2 separate regions of the Homo sapiens genome follow, and region 2 is linked to region 1. A link is an interaction called in ENCODE POLR2A ChIA-PET data of the cell type or tissue named here. Cell type or tissue: HepG2. All regions are shown on one strand. Each heading gives the region's core, and the rest is flanking DNA. Links, peaks and the distances in the headings are about the cores only.

The links. ChIA-PET counts read pairs that join two places held together with the same protein. Peaks named below come from ENCODE experiments on the same cell type or tissue, not always from the same donor. Only the 100,000 strongest peaks of a DNase experiment are listed, where the experiment ranks them.
Region 2: POLR2A ChIA-PET joins it to region 1 with 5 read pairs; 4 of 35 experiments call an interaction of 5 or more read pairs at or near these places.

What each region holds. Positions count from the first base shown.
Region 1 is chr22:49,945,605-49,953,461 of GRCh38, reverse strand. No RefSeq gene overlaps it. Among named protein-coding and RNA genes, the nearest start is that of PIM3, 11 kb to the left of the region's middle. RefSeq lists enhancers at 1-187, 1,948-2,533, 2,534-3,121, 6,054-6,641. In HepG2, for the core only: no CTCF peak of the experiment used is centred there; DNase peaks (open chromatin) are centred at 3,941, 4,271 and 6,261; H3K4me3 peaks cover 4,098 bases.
Region 2 is chr22:49,790,844-49,798,700 of GRCh38, reverse strand. BRD1 (bromodomain containing 1) reads left to right here. Exons shown (of 13, transcript NM_001304808.3): 5 at 15-143; 6 at 584-896; 7 at 4,407-4,667. Among named protein-coding and RNA genes, the nearest start is that of BRD1, 33 kb to the left of the region's middle. In HepG2, for the core only: no CTCF peak of the experiment used is centred there; no DNase peak of the experiment used is centred there.

The sequences.
Region 1 (7,857 bases), core at 1,387-6,386:
GACATGGGGAGGCCCCAGCGCCTGCCCAGCTCATCCCTGAACACCCTGTCCGCTCTTGGCTGCACCCCAAGCCGATGGCAGTGCTGTAGGTGACCCAGGGCCGAGGAGCTGAGAAGGACTCAGTCTGGCCTGGAGGGCATCCGGGCAGTCCCGGCAGAGGGTCAGTCTAGGTCGGGGCTCAGGGAGCAAGTGCTTGTGTGCACACCTGTCCCAGGTGAGCGTGGGGGTGTGTGCATGCAGCCAGCCATACGTGCCAGGCAGGTGCCTCCAAAGGCACCTTCACACCACCCCTCGCCAGGGGGTGTAGCTCCCGCGGCTCCTTCCCTCTGCTCTGGAGCCAGCCCCACTGTGCCCAGCCCCCTCCTCCCACTGGGCGCTGTGGCCTCCCAGCCCTCAGGAGGAGGGCACTTCGGCCCTGCCTGGGGAAGCTGAGGGACAGGGCCTCAGGGTCTTGCTTACGCGTGTCCATCCATCGTCCAGATGGGGAGCCTGAGAGCCGGGCCGTCACCTGCCTGTCCCCATATCCCACAGCTGGGCACCTGAATCTCGTTGGGGCTGGGGCAAGGCCTCACAAACCCCTTGTGTGGAGCTTTCTCCCCTGCAGGCATCTGGGCCTGGGCCCTATCCAGGTCCTCCTCACCTCTCCCGGGCTCCCTGAGGGACCATGAGGGTTCACCAGTGCAGACCTGTGGGGGCCGAACTGCCAGCACAGCGGGGCCGCTCCCAGGGGGAAGGGGGGGATGAGGCACCAGGGGCAGGCTGCGTGCACACACACACACAACCACACACAAGTACACACCACACACGTGCACACACACCACACACATGTTCACACATGCACACGCACCACACGCGTGCACACACACACACACACACAGACACCACGGGTCTTCCAGGCAACACACTCTGCAGAATCATCTCAGAGAAATGCAAAGAATGGAAAGAATTCTGCACTTTTACCCTTGCTGGGCTCCTCCACCTCCAGGAAATTCCCCATCCAGCGCCCTGGCCCCTTCGGTGGCCCAGAGCTCCCTCCCGTCCCTGCTGCCCTGCCCCGACTAGGTGTCGGGGTGGTTGGGGTCCCACTCTTCAGGGTCGTGGGTGCCAGGCCTGGTTTGGGCCCCGGAGGACCAGCTCAGCCTGCAACCCACTCTTCTGTGTCAGCTCTGCTGAGGCCGGGCTGCCGGTGGCAGGAGTGAGGGCTACAGTTGCTGGGGCCCAGGCACTCCTTACACCTCAGTCGGGCGGCCTCTCTTTCCTGGTCACTGACTTAGCCCCAAGATCAGAGGCACCTCGATGGAGTCTGTGGCCCGGTGGGGCCTCCACCCTGAGCCCACCTTCCTAGCTGTGAAATGGGCCTTGTGGTCACACCTCAGCATTACCACTGGCCAGGCCTAGGGCACTGGGAGGAGCTGAGTCTTGGAAGGATGTGGGTGGGAGGGAGGTGGGCTGGGCTGAGTGGGGGCACACGGGCCTCAGTGGAGGGCCTGCGGTCCTGAAATCCCACCTGGGTCCTGAGCTCCCAGCAGAGGCGACTCAGCAGCCTGCCTGGGCGTGGATCCCTCCAGTGAGATCTGGGCAGAAACCAGCCACAGGTGTGCGGGAGTTGGTGGCCCTTCCAACTGGCCCTGCCCCAGGGTTTCAGGGCTCTGGAGGGCACTGGTCAGCTACCCTTGGGCTGAGGTGGGTGGGCACAGCCAGGGGTGGGAGGTATGGAGTTGAGTCTTAGCCCACTCAGGGCCAGGCCCCAGGCCAAATTTGGCCTCCTGATGGGGCCTGGTGACCTCCCTGCCTCTCTCGGTCTCCACTCGATGCCCAGATACCCGTCTCTGCATCCTGGCCTGTGAAGACAGGTGGAGGGGCTCTGCCTGGGCCTTGGCCCTGCCCTCCCCTGGGGCCCAGCCCTGAAATCTTGGCTGCTGGTACCTGCTCCCCGCCCTGGCTGGGCAGGTGGGCCTCGCGCAGGTGGCCCCCGCCCAACCTCCTGCCACAGGGCACTGCTGTGACGCACGCAGCTCCTCCTGGCCGCGGTCCACAGCACACATGACAAGTAGGCAGACAGACGCAGGCTCACACGCAGCACCCGGTCAGGCTGGTTTTACCTGGCCGGCCCTGGGCCTGAGGAGGGGCCCACGCAGCCAGGCCTGCCGGGAAGCTGTCCTCAGCCCCCCAGCCTCCCCGCCCCCGTCCTCAGTCAGCCAGCCTCCCAGCTCCCTTCCCCCATCCTCAGCCCTCCAGATCTCCGCCCCTGGCCTCAGCCTCCCAGACTCCACGCCCCCATCCTCAGTCCCCCACTAGCCTTTCCACCCCCTTCCTCTGCACCACCTTAGCCTCCCAACACCCTTCCTCAGCCCCCACCAGCCTCCCCGCCCCTGTCCCGGTAACCTCCAGCCTCGGTTCCTCATTTGCGAGCCAAACGCTGCCGTCCAGTCTAAGGCCCCTGTGAGGCTGGCACGAGAAGATGTCATAGCTGGGGTGGGGAGTGGGAGGAGGGTGGAGCCCGGTGGGCAGAGACCCCCAAATGTGGCTGAGTGGGCGAATGGACTGTGGAAAGGCAGCCGCCCTCTGCCTGGCCTCACCAGGGGCCCTTCTGGCTATGAGGGGCCCCCAGCTGTGCCCGTCCTGCGCTGCCCTGGACTCCTGAGCCCTCGGCCCACAGGGCCTGGGAGAAGCTGCTGCAAACGCTCCGTGTTGCCGTAGAGTAGGCCTGGCAGGGCGGCTGCCCCTGGACCCCCGGCAGCTCCAGCAGGCGGCTGGGCCCGGTCCTTCTAGTTACTTGCTTAGCTGGGTAGAGAATTCCCTCATCAGCCAGTGTACCCTTGACAACACAGCCCAGCCCAGGCCCCACACCCCCCTGCGCCAACAAACACAGCCCCACTCAGGCCCCCCACCCCCCCACCCCCCTATAACACAGCCCTGCCCAGGCACCACAGCCCCAAACACAGCCCGGCCCAGGCCCCACCCCTACTACCCCCAACAACACAGCCTGGCCCAGGCCCCACCCCCTGCACCGGCTCCCCCATAACACAGCCTGGCCCAGGCCCCATGCCCGCCTCCCCCCGCTATACCCCCCTGTCCCCCACATCCCCCCACCCCTCTGTGCTTCCCCGTGGTTGATGGTGACCCCAATCCCCCTGTGCTACTGCAGGGCGGGAGGGGTGTGCCTGACATGAGGCCCTGCAGTGGCTGTGCCGGGCTTGTCTGGCGGACCTGAGGGCCTGGGTCCCCAGGACGGTGCAGGAGGTCCAGCTCCCTTGGTGTCAGAGCCTCCCCTGAGCCCCTCTAGAGTGGAAAGTCCAACAGCCAGGGCCCTCGGGCAGGTGCGGCTCTCATGGCCTGTGCCCGCCACACCTGAGGCCTCACCTCTGGCCAGCGGGGGGACACTGCGAGACCCACACTGCAGAGGGTCCCAGCCCTGGGCCTGTGCTGCCCCCCAGCATGCTGGACCCGCCTGGGGAGTTTCTGACGGCCCACCCCCCTCTCCAGCCAAGGACTTCTCCCCAGGGCCCCTCCAGTGGGAAGCCTGTGTCCCTGCCGGTTGAGGGGCTCTGCTCCAGGGGCAGGGGCCACTGATCGGCCTTCTGTATAGTGGAGACCCGTGTATAGAGAGACCCGTGAGCGAGGCCCGGATGCGTGGAGCCCGGGCAGCAATGCCGGAAATCTGATCCTCTGCTCGGAGAACCTGGGTCCTGGTGGGTGGAGGGGTGTCAGGGTGGGAAGTGAGGAAACATGGAGGACTGGCTGCGGGGACGCAGGCAGGGGCGATGGTGGAGGAGCAGGGTGGGGGCACAGGCCAAGAGGGCTGGGTAGCAGGGTTGGCGGAGGGTGTCATGTGTGGGGGGCCGTGTGGACGGGGTTCGAGGGGCGTGGAGAGGCCCGGGGGTGGGGCAGCTGGGCACACAATGGGCCCTTGTCCTACAGGCCGCAGCTCCTGGGCGCCCTAAGCAAATACACGCCCTGTTCCCAGCTGCACACCGTGTCCTGGGACGCGGCCGTGGTGTGGGGGCCAGCCGGGAGGGTGGCTGCGAGGCCAGGGCACGCGCCCAGGGGTTCCAGTGCCCATGGGCCTCCATGTGGAGCTGTCCCTGCTGCAGCCTGGGTGTGGCACTCGTGCCCTGGCCACCCCCTTGGCAACCCCACCAAGTCCACCCAAGGAGCCCCGTCAGGGAGAGCGGCTTACTCTGCCCGGCCCTGCTGGCGACTCCTCTCCTGCCCAGCCACGCCCCAGGCCCAGGACAGCCTGCAGGACTCCAGGCCTCCACTCCCACCACCTGAGTGCCTGTCCTGCATCTGCCCCGCCCTTGTCCACAGGCGGGTGCAGCCCTAGACGGGCCTCAGCCCTGGGCTTTCTCAGTACATCTGGGTTGGGGCAGAGGCCAAGCGGGCAGGGCTTGGCTCTGGTCCCTGCCGAGGCCCTTCCTAGGTGCGGAGTCTCTCTGGGGCGCCAGTGGGAGTTGCAGGTGGGCCCTGCTAGGGCTCCTCACCCAGCCCTCTGGCCTGCCCCAGGCCTGAGGCCCTGAGAGGGTGGCGGGGGCCTGCCTTCCCCACCCTGAGGACAGCCCTGGCCAGGGCTGGGGGACAGCGGGGACAGGGACGGCCCCTCCCCCAGGGGACCTGGGCAGGTGAGGAGAGGAGCCCTCTTGCTGGGCTGGTGGGATGCTCCGCCAGGCCATCGGGGGTGTGTCAGGGGCAGGGCTGGAGGGCGGGGGGTTTGCTGTGGGTTCCGGCACCACCAGCTGCTCCCCGCTCTCTGCACCTCTGCCCTGGCAGCAGCAGGAGCTGACTGCTCACCCTGAAGGAGTGCCTGAGACACCTTGCCACCTGGTAACAGCATACCCTCAGCATACAGGCTTGACAGGGTCCAGAGAACCCAGGGGAGACAGACACCAAGAAAGACGATGGCAAGAAAGTTCCTGGCCAGCAACACCCCCCACCACGCCAGGCAAACTCTTGCACATACCGTCAAGAGCCATGAGGGCCGGTCAGCCTCTCTGGCAGCTGATGCCGCTGAGCCCACCCTCTAGGGGACCACGGGAACCCCCAGAGGGCAGCTCTGCCCGCCCCAACCCAGACACCCTGAGAAAGCCGACGGCTGAGGCCCGCCCAGGGCTGCGGCTGCCAGTAGGCAGGGGCGGGGCAGATGCAGAACAGACACTCAGGTGGCGGGAGTGGAGGCCTGGGGTCCTGCAGGCTGCCCTGGGTCTGGGACCTGGCTGGGCAGGAGACAGTCACTGGGGGGCTCCGGGCACAGCGCAGCCTATCAGGGAAGCTCTGGGTGGCCAGGCCCCTGGGTGGCTCAGCTGCAGTGGGCCCAGGGCTGGCTTCCATCAGCAGGGCTGCTGTGGCCGAGCAGACAGCCTCATGAAGTGCCCGGTGCCCGGTCCTATAAGGTGGCCACTGAGGGCCCCTGCACCCCTCACCAGGGCGGGTTCCAGAGGGATGGGACAGTGTTCCCAGCTTTGCCTTGAGAGCCGTCTGGACCACCTGCCCCCGTGGCCCCCATGTGTGCCTGGAGCCTGCTTCACAGGCTGTGTGGGGACAGGACAGCAGGCATGGGGGCTGCCCCAGGGTCCACTGGCCCCGGAGGACAGGAGGGAGCCTGTGTCCCTCAGCCAGCATCCCAGAGCCCAGCCACCCTGTCTCCCGGCAGCACTTAGGCCCAGAGCCTGGCCACCCCCAGCATAGGGGGCTGCCCAACCTGGGCACAGGCTCACCCTGCCGGCCTGGATGCCTGGGTCTGCCCCAGCTGGGCTCTGGGTGGGCGGGGAGCAGGCTCACAGCTCTGCCTCCCGAGCCCACCCTGTAGGGGACGGCTCTCACAAGCTCAGCTCCAAGGGCTGGGGGGCCATAGAGGGGCTTTAGGAGGAATGGAGACTGGGCCTGTCGGTGGGCACAGGGCTGAGAGTCCCTCCCTCTTGCTTTGAGGCAGCCAAGGAGGGAAAGAGGCCTGGCCCCCCACCCCACTGGTGCACCAGAAGCCACGAGGGAATGAACCCACACTTGGCTCCCAGTGGACTTGGCGGTGGCCAGACTGGGCCTTGAGGCTGCAGCCCCCGCACTGGGCAGGGATCGGGTCCCAGGCAAGCCTGGACGTGGATCTGGGTCCTCTTTGGAGAGACATCCCTCAGTTGCCAATAGCTGTGGCCAGGAAACTGCAGGACTCCACGGACCTGGGCCCCACCCTGGACAGACACAGCTCTGGGGAGGCAAGGGGCCCCAGGAGGGGCATTTGCATGACAAATGGATTCCCGGGAAGCTGGTGCCTGTGTAATCTGTGGCTGTATGCGAGTGCGCATGTGTGTGTGCCTGCGGGTGTGCCGGACTGGCTCCGAAGGGCCACACAGCCAGCGGCAAATCCCAAGCTCAGGGCCACCCAATACCAAGGGTTCCTGCCTGCGGGGCTTGGGTGGACAGTGGCCTGTGGGTAAAGAAGCCTGCTGGTTATGGGGAGAACCTGGCTCTGGGCCACAAAGTCAGGGTCTGGGCCCCCTTTGGGCCTCAGAATATATTTTCATCTGTGAGACAGGCCGGTCACCTAGCCAGCGGCAAGTCTGATGGGAAGACCTCGTCCTGGCCCAGCTCAGGGCTCCGGGAAGGTCAGCATCCCAGGCCCAGAGACCTCAGTGCCAGCACCCCCAGGTCCCTATGCGCTGGTCCCTTCTAGTTCTGCCCTCCCCTGCGGGCCTGCGGGGGTGTGGAGCAGGTCAGGGCAGATTCTGAGCAGACGGGGAGGCTGGAACGCTGTCCTGGTCAGTGGTAGGGACAGGCAGCCTGGGTCTCAGCTCATCCTGCCTCCTCCCCTGAGTCCCACTCTCCTTCCTGACTATGGGGAGCAGCCACATGATTTGCAGAGCCCAGCGCACATGAGAATTCAGGGTTCATTGTTCAAAATGCAGGATGAAATGATATTATAGGTGCTAACGTACGAAGCTCGTTCTTTTTTCTGTAATCCATTTCTCAACTTGTTGTGGTGTTTTCTGTTATCCAAAGTTGTTGGACAACACATATTTATCCAAAGTCTTTTTTTTTTTGTGATGGAGTCTCACTCTTTTGCCCAGGCTGGAGTGCAGTGGTGTGATCTCAGCTCACTGCAACCTCCACCTCCCGGGTTCAAGTGATTCTCCTGCCTCAGCCTCCTGAGTAGCTGGGATTACAGGAATGCACCACAATGCCTGGCTAATTTTTGTATTTTTAGTAGAGACGGGGTTTCACCATGTTGGGCAGGCTGAACTCAAACCTGACCTCAGGTGATCCATCAGGCTCAGCCTCCCACAGTGCTGGGATTGCAGGTGTGAGCCGCCGCCTGGCCCCAGCGCAGAGTTCTTGACTTGCAGCCTTCGTTGTCCTTGTCCCAATGCTGCCAGCCACACCTGCCAGGGGCTCAGGTCAATGCTCTGGCGTCCTCCAATGCCCTGGAGTCAGCCAGCAAGCCCAGCTGGCTCTACCTTCAACACCATGATGGTAATCTGTTGCTCTGCTGTGTCACAAACGACTCCAAATTATAGTGGCTTAAAACAACACACATTTATGACTTCCAGGTGGGTCTGGAATCCAAGTCTGGTTTAGCAGTTTCCCTCTGCCCCAGGGTCTCCTACAAGGCTAAAATCAGGGAGCTGTTTGGGGCTGTGGTTTAATCTCAGGGGTCACATGTACATCTTAAATTCTGCATAAAACAGTTTTATATAATAAAAGGCCACTTCTCACAGCATCTCTGGCCCCAAAAGGGGCGGAGTTTCCTGGGGGGCTGGTGAGCAGTGACACTGTAAAGGGGCGGAGTTTCCTGGGGGGCTGGTGAGCAGCGACACTGTAAAGGGGCGGAGTTTCCTGGGGGGGACTGGTGAGCAGCAACACTGTAAA
Region 2 (7,857 bases), core at 1,572-6,571, 150 kb after region 1:
CTGGGCCCCCCCAGGTGAAGGTGGAGCAGGTCGCCATGGAGCTGCGGCTGACCCCGCTGACGGTGCTGCTGCGCTCAGTGCTGGACCAGCTGCAAGACAAGGACCCCGCCAGGATATTTGCGCAGCCCGTGAGTCTGAAGGAGGTGGGTGTTTGCGGCGCTCGTCTGTCCTGCCGCATGTGTGACTGTGGATTTGTGCTGCCGTTTGACCGGGAAACGTGTGATTGGCTAGAGTACATCCCTTGTGTTCTTAATTCTCGTTTTTATTTAACGTATTTGTTTTTAAATTATAAAAGTGATACATTTCATTGTAAAATACTGAAAGTGCAGTGGGCAAGAGGCCCTGTGCAGACAGTACCCTGGGCTGTGGCAGCATCCGCCCGGCACCCTCCAGCGTGCTTTAGCTGAAGGAGCTGGGGTCGGGAAGGTCCCTGCAGTACTTGGGTCTTATGTCTGTACCGTCTGCGTGTCTGTGTGTGGCTCTCAGATAGGATGGGCTTGTGGGTTATATGGAATAATAAATATAGAGTCAACTAATATCCTGTTTTAGTTTGTAAATGATTCTTTTTCCTCCCTAAAATTAGGTACCAGATTATTTGGATCACATTAAACATCCCATGGACTTTGCCACAATGAGGAAACGGTTAGAAGCTCAAGGGTATAAAAACCTCCATGAGTTTGAGGAGGATTTTGATCTCATTATAGATAACTGCATGAAGTACAATGCCAGGGACACCGTGTTCTATAGAGCCGCGGTGAGGCTGCGCGATCAGGGAGGTGTTGTTCTGAGGCAGGCCCGGCGCGAGGTGGACAGCATCGGCTTGGAAGAGGCCTCGGGGATGCACCTGCCTGAGCGGCCTGCTGCGGCACCGCGGCGGCCTTTCTCCTGGGAAGACGGTAAGAACTGGCGCCGTGTCCGGAGGAGGTGGAAGACGCTCTTTCTAGCAGACTCTGTCCTGCTCTGTGTTGCCAGCTCCCTATCAGCATGGTCCGGGAGCCACTAGCATGCAACCGCATACATCATTTACATTTTCTAGTAGCCTCACTGAAAAATGGAAAAGAAGCAGGTGGAATTTACTTTAATAATATGTCTTATTTTACTCAGTGTATGGAAGAGTTGATTTCAACATGGGATCGGTAAACGTTACTGAGGATATATAAGCTTTTCACCTTCTTTGCCATCTGATGTGTATTTTACGCTCAGCACCTGTCACTTCAGACTGGCTGCGTTTTGGGTGCCCACCAAGAGGACTGTGTGGCTGTGGCTCCCTATGGGGTGGCCGGTCTCGACGATGCAGACCCAGAAAGCAGCTTAGTTGGGGGTTTTCATCCAGAGTGGGCCTCGGCTAACTTCTGAGGGTGGCGTGAAGCCGGAGGATCTCTGGCTTTGCCTCCAGCCCTTTAACTTCGTGGTTTGCGCATGTTGTAGAAAGGGCTCTGGGAGTGTGTCCACGGCCCACCTGGACTCCAGCCTGGGCTTGTGCTTCTTGGTTGCCCAGGCACGTGTTGCAGCCATGTGTAGTCACCTGCACCCTTCTCTAGACTGGTCCTCGGAAACCGGGGCTGTCCCCTGCACCCTGCTTGTTAGTCGCACCTCTGGGATTGTCTGTCGAAGGGTGTGTCCTGCCCACATGGGTTGTCAAAGCACATAGAGCTCCAGCACCTCAGCTCCAGCTCTGAGCCACAAACTGAGCAGAAATCACGGTGTGTTTGGCTTATTTGTCTAAAGGTCCCATATCCCTGATTTCTTGGCCTACCCTTTCTCTTGATGAATCACTGACCCGTGCTAGGTCGCTTCTTCTGGGATGAGGCCTGGCCCTCTTCCTCTCTTCCACGTTCCCGCCATCGCGGGGTCCACGTTCCCGCCATCGTGGGGTCCGCTTCCCGCCATCATGGGATTCAACCAAGCTGGGCCATCGTTGCTTCGCCCTCTGTTCCCCTCATGGCAGCAGTGCTGGGCTCCCTGCTTCCCGTGGGGTCCCGCAGCACTCGGCACCTGTGAGGATTGGAGGATGGGCTGTACTCTTTTAAAGACTGGGGATAGGGCCAGGTTCTGTGGCTCATGCCTGTAATCCCAGCACTTTGGGATACCGAGGCGGGTGGATCACTTGAGGTCGGGAGATTGAGACCGGCCTGGCCAACATGCAGAAACCCCGTTTCTACTGCAAACACAAAAAATTAGCCGGGCATGGTGGCGCATGCCTGTAATCCCAGCTATTTCGGAGGCTGAGGCAGGAGAATCGCTTGAACCTGGGAGGTGGAGGCTGCAGTGAGCGGAGATTGTGCCATTGCACTGAAGCCTGGGTGACAGAGTGAGACCCTATCTCCAAAAAAAAAAAGAAAAAAGAGAGAGGCCGAGGCGGGTGGATCACGAAGTCAGGAGGTCGAGACCATCCTGGCTAATGTGGTGAAACCCTGTCTGTACTAAAAATACAAAAACAAAATTAGCCAGGCATGGTGGCGGGCACCTGTAGTCCTAGCTACTCGGGAGGCTGAGGCAGGAGAATGGCGTGAATCCGGGAGGCGGTGCTCTCAGTGAGCCGAGATTACGCCACTACACTCCAGCCTGGGCGACAGAGCAAGACTGTCTCAAAAAAAAAAAAAAGAAAACACAATGGAAATATATTTTTATTCTTTGTCTCTGATTTTCTGATTTTAAGAGTAACACGTTTTTCTTGGAGAAATTTAGAAAATAAACACAGGCTCCAAACAGTGCTGCTGGCTCTTGGTGAACCCGGGTGGAGCTTTAACCCCTCTCTGAAGCTGCGCTCTCCAGGCTGATCAGACCAGCTATCCTTTTCCGAAACATTCCCTTGGGGACCTGAGAGGAGCCAGGGCTGAGCCGCCTCAGAGTGAGCCCAGGGCTCCATGGGCTCATGCTTGTCCTGGAAGGTCCTTCTCTAGCCTCTGGTGACCGTGGGAAAGCTTCCCCCGCCTCCCACAGCCATCACGCTCTGGCTTGGATGCCTTGCCTGCCATCAGCTCTCAGACGCCCACCTGGTGCCCGCTGCTGGCTGCTCAGGACGTACGCTGGTTGCCTGCCCTTCAAAGCAGGAAGATGCATCACTCTTGGACTCCCTGTCTTCTTAGCAGCCCGGAGCCTCCTTTGCCCCTAGGGCCCTGCTCCTGTGCTCCCCCACATCATGCTCCCAGCACCATGCCACCTCCCTCGAACAGAGCAGGTGTGGAGGCCTCTGAGTGTCAGCGCCTTTCAGATCATGGTCATGCAAGTTGTTAAGTGAATTTCTACACCCGGGTTTTTTTGCTAAGGAGAAAATGAAGGATGAGAAGTCCTGGTTTCTTTCTTTCTCAGTATTTGGGAGTGCACAGGTGAGCCAGTGGCCATGGTGTGCCTTGAGGGTGCACCTGCTGCTCTTCTCAGCACGGCCGACACCTCCCATTGCCTGGAGCCTGAGCCACAGACCTGGAGGCCGTGGGTCTCTGTTTTGAAAGAAACAGACGTTTCGAGGCTTTCTTCTTGGGGTTTCAAAGGATATGTTTTTTTGTATGAACATTTTTGAGTATTATCTATGACATTTGTTCAGAGTGATGTTATGGATACGAGTCTTGAAGGACTGATTTGTTTCTCTCTACTACTTTATTTATTCAGCCAAAGAGACAGATGCTTTCAGTAAAACACCTGTTTCTAGATGAAGAGAGTTCATGTGTTTTTGGGCAGTCTTACTTTTTTTTTTGTCTTCTCTCTCCTTCTTGCTCTGGTTTTATCTTCAGATAGCTCTGAGGAGCAGTTTCTTTTCTTGGCCATCTCTTACTTATTTAAGGTAATTTGTGCTTTATAAATTTTGGTGTTTTTGAAAGCGAAGTTTCTAGGGACTTTGTAGTAAATACGTCTGAAATTCAGAATGATCTGTGAATTTTACAACCCGTTTACTAAAGCCACACAATGATCAGCATCTGAAGACTTCAGCTAAGACACCACTTAGGACGTGCAATGGCCCTAACTTAACACATTTGCCAGTCGTCACCTCTGTTTGCAGAGCCAGCGCAGGTCCAGCTGAGTTGTGCTGGGTTGGTGGAGCGTGCGCCTCTCTCTGGGGTCTGTGTGCTGTGCCCTCACCCAGGCAGCCAGGCTGTCTGCACAGGCAGCCTCAGTGGGTCCTGGTCCAGGAGAGGTTGCGATCTTACCTGGACGCTGCCCCTTCTGTGCTGACAGTGTCATGGGAGTAGAAATTCTCCATCAGGAGCATCCCAGTGTGTTCCTGTAGCAGCAGCTACTCGTGGGTTCAGAGTGCAGGGGAGGGGCCTCTGGTGAGCAGGGCCTGGGCCTCGTTGCTAACAGCCACTCTCAGGGCCTTGGCCGAAGGTGATTTGAAAGACGGGACCGGTGATGTGTTCCCAGAAGGTGCGTGGGACCTGATGACTGACAGCATGTGTCCTTTGGTTCAGTGGACAGGTTGCTGGACCCCGCCAACAGAGCCCACCTGGGCCTGGAGGAGCAGCTGAGAGAGCTGCTGGACATGCTCGACCTCACCTGCGCTATGAAGTCCAGCGGCTCCCGGAGCAAGCGGGCAAAGCTGCTCAAAAAGGAAATTGCCCTTCTCCGAAACAAGCTGAGCCAGCAGCACAGCCAGCCCCTGCCCACGGGGCCAGGCTTGGAAGGCTTCGAAGAGGACGGAGCTGCGCTGGGGCCGGAGGCGGGCGAGGAAGGTAAGCCACGGTGAGGGCTGCCCCGCTTTCTTGCCGTCACGGCTCAGGCTCAGGCACAGGCACAGGCACAGACCCAGACACGGGCAGCAGCGTTGGTGTGCACGGAGGCTCAGGTTAGCGCCAGTTCCGTAAAATTCACAAATCCCGGAACACTTGATTTTCCCACTGGGCTGTTGTTTCCTTTTAAGGAGACGTTATCATTTGTGCTGTCTGTGTTTTCTCACATAATCAGTTGATAAAATTTAAGGCACAGAATAAAATTTTTCTCTTTAACTTGGGCCTGAGAAACTATTTGAAAAGAATGGTTTAGATCTTACACTGTGTTGAAGAGTAAAGGTAGCCTGAATGATGAGAGTGAGAAATGTTTTTGTTGCATTTTGTAAATTGGCGGGGAGCCATTTAATTGTGCGCTAGGCCATCAAATGCAGCATTTTGAAAGGGCTGTTTTAGATTATTGGCACTTAAACACTCCTCCCTGATGTTGTGAAGGGAGGGACGGTACCTGCAGAGGCCTTGTCTGCCCCGAGGGTCCCCGGCCAGCTCCTCTGCAGAGTTGGTAGGTAGCAGCCGTGATCGTTGCCAAAGAATGTCTGGGGAAAGGTCCAGGCAGCAAAGATGTTTTTATGACTAAGAAATAAATGTAGGAGAAGAAATCCGCCTATCTAGAAGGAGAACTAGCAAAACCCAGGGCAAATGCAGGCTTGGCATGGTGAGGAGGGAGTTTACGAGCGATGGTCTGTGTACATCTAGGTTGGCAGGGTGAGGAAGTAGAGCTGGTGTGTCCCATATTTGGTGAAAGAGGAATTTTAAAACTAAATCGGATTTGGAGACGTTGATAGAAAGTCATTGCCACTGTGTTTTGCCGTGTGTCTCTGCAGTTGACCTTGACACGCTCCGGTTACACGAAGCAGACAGTAGGGTCAGACCCTCTTGCCACAACATTGGCAGCTGGTTCTCAGCCTTCTTGCCCTTCCCCTGCACATCCAAGTCAGAACAGCAGACAGTTGAAATAAGACACAGAATTGTTGTACAATTTTCTTTTAAAACAAAGACGTTCATCTCTTATGGACGTCTGTGCTCGGAGTGACGCAGTGTCTTCATGATGCCACACAGGTCAGCGGGTCCCCATGGTCTCAGGGCCCTTTTCATCCCCTGAACTTCTTGTGGCTCCTGTCTGCAGAGCTTCGCCCCTTTTATCCTGTTTTACATTTGGGCAACTTGAATGAGAGCCATTAAGCTTTTCTTTCTCTTAGAAACTTACTCCTGTGCACACAGCTGAGAATTTCTTATGCATCCTTTTGCTCATTTTGTGCCTGTTTGTTGTTCTGTTCTGGGATTCTTCTGTTTAGTTCACCATAGTATAGTACCCAGACTCTAGAATGTCTCTTTTGGGGCTGGCGTCAATTACGTTAGGTCCATAGAATAAAGGCTTTTCTATTTCAAGGTGAGCGCTTGGTTTTCTCTTCTCCCAAAGGCTGTTATTGTTGGCACGTGATCCCTCCTCTGCTTTGGGGGCCTCGTGTTTTTTCTGAGGAACGTTTGCCTACAGGACCCTCTGGCAGCCATACCTGTCCGGGCCCTGGGCCGCCCCATTGTGCCCAGGAGTCCAGGCTGGTGCCTGGTCCCGCAGCCTTTGCTTCCGTGCAGCCCACCGAGGCATCCTCTGGCTGTGTGGGCCTCCCTCTAGGTGGACTGCCCTTCTGTCCTTGTCTTCTGTGCCCTGAGGACTGAGCTGTGAGGAGGTTGCCAGCAGGTCCACTCACCATTCTCAAAATAGCTTCCAGCGCTTCTCTTCGCACACAGTTGTACCATTTTCACTGTAGAGCAGTAAGTTACCTTTTTAGCTTTTTTTTTTTATCAGTGGCTTCCTCCATTGCCATTGGGTCACAGGGCTGAGGACCCCGCACGGTTATTGGGTCACAGGACTGAGGACCTCGCATGGTTGAGGACCTCGCATGGTTGGAGCTGCTTGGCCCTCCGCTGTGGTGAGCGTGGCTCCTCATAACACCCAACGCTTAGCAGGAGCCTTTGGAGACCATTTTTGTTGCTTTGTAGCTCTGGAATCATTTTATTTTTATTTTTTTTCTGGGGCCATTGTAAGGAAAACACAATGTGACTGAGACACAGGTGGCCTCGAATCACCTGTTACACCCAATGTTCACAATGACTCAATTGATGAAAAGGGCGTTTCCTGTGAGCTGATGGGAAGGTGGGTGGAGAAGCAAGTGGCCTGAAAGTCCACTCCGAGGTGAGGCGGGTGGGGTCCTGCCCCTCAGAGAAGTTGGGGGTCTCTGGAGAGGTGGGGCGGGCGGGGTCCTGCCCCTCAGAGAAGATGGGGGTCTGTGGAGAGGCGAGTGCCAGACTGGAATGGGGAAGTCATTAGGGAAGACAGCCACAAGCAAGCTTGTTGGTTGGTATAGAAATGTGACTTACGATACTTATAATAGGATGAAAACCAAGAATCAGACATTTAAAAACCCAGCATGAACGTTCTCATCAGTAAAGCCTCTCCATCATTTTTCTTAAATATAACCACAATATTTTCACACCTGAAAAGAGTAATTCCTCAATGGCAAATACACAGTCTCACTTAAACTGTAATTTAACAGTCTGTGTGTTGTGTTTATATTTTGCTTCCACTTGAAGCAGCTTGAACAAGGCTGTAGCCGTTGAGTGCCAGGCCCCTGAGACTTTAGTGTCTGAAGGAAGGAGATGCCTCCTGGGCTGCACTGTTGGCCCCGGTCTGCCCCTTGTACAGGCCCTCCCGCAGGCTCTGCCGTAGCCGCGACTCAGTCTGCCGAGTGCAGAGGTTCGGGCTGTTGCTGTGAGCTGGCCCTGCCAGGGCTGACTTCCCCGGGGCTGCGTGTCAGCTGGGTGGGGGCCACGCCACAGCTGGGATTCCAGCCTGTCTGATGAGCCTGTGGGACGGATCTGCAGCTGGCAGAGGGCTTGTCTCCACCCTGTGCTGAGGTTGGTGTCTGCTGACATGGTGAGGCAGGTCAGTGCAGTCAGGAGGAGCAGGGTCCGCACCGTGAGCTGGTGAAAGGGGCTTGCATTTCGAGTCCTTGGGATTTCCAGTCACAGTGATGCCCTTGCCAGAGGCTCCGGGGCGTCCCCTTTAGTCCAGGGCAGCTGTGGTCCCTTGAAGTGCACGTGTGGAAGTCCCCCTGCCGTGCACGGGCGCTGAGCA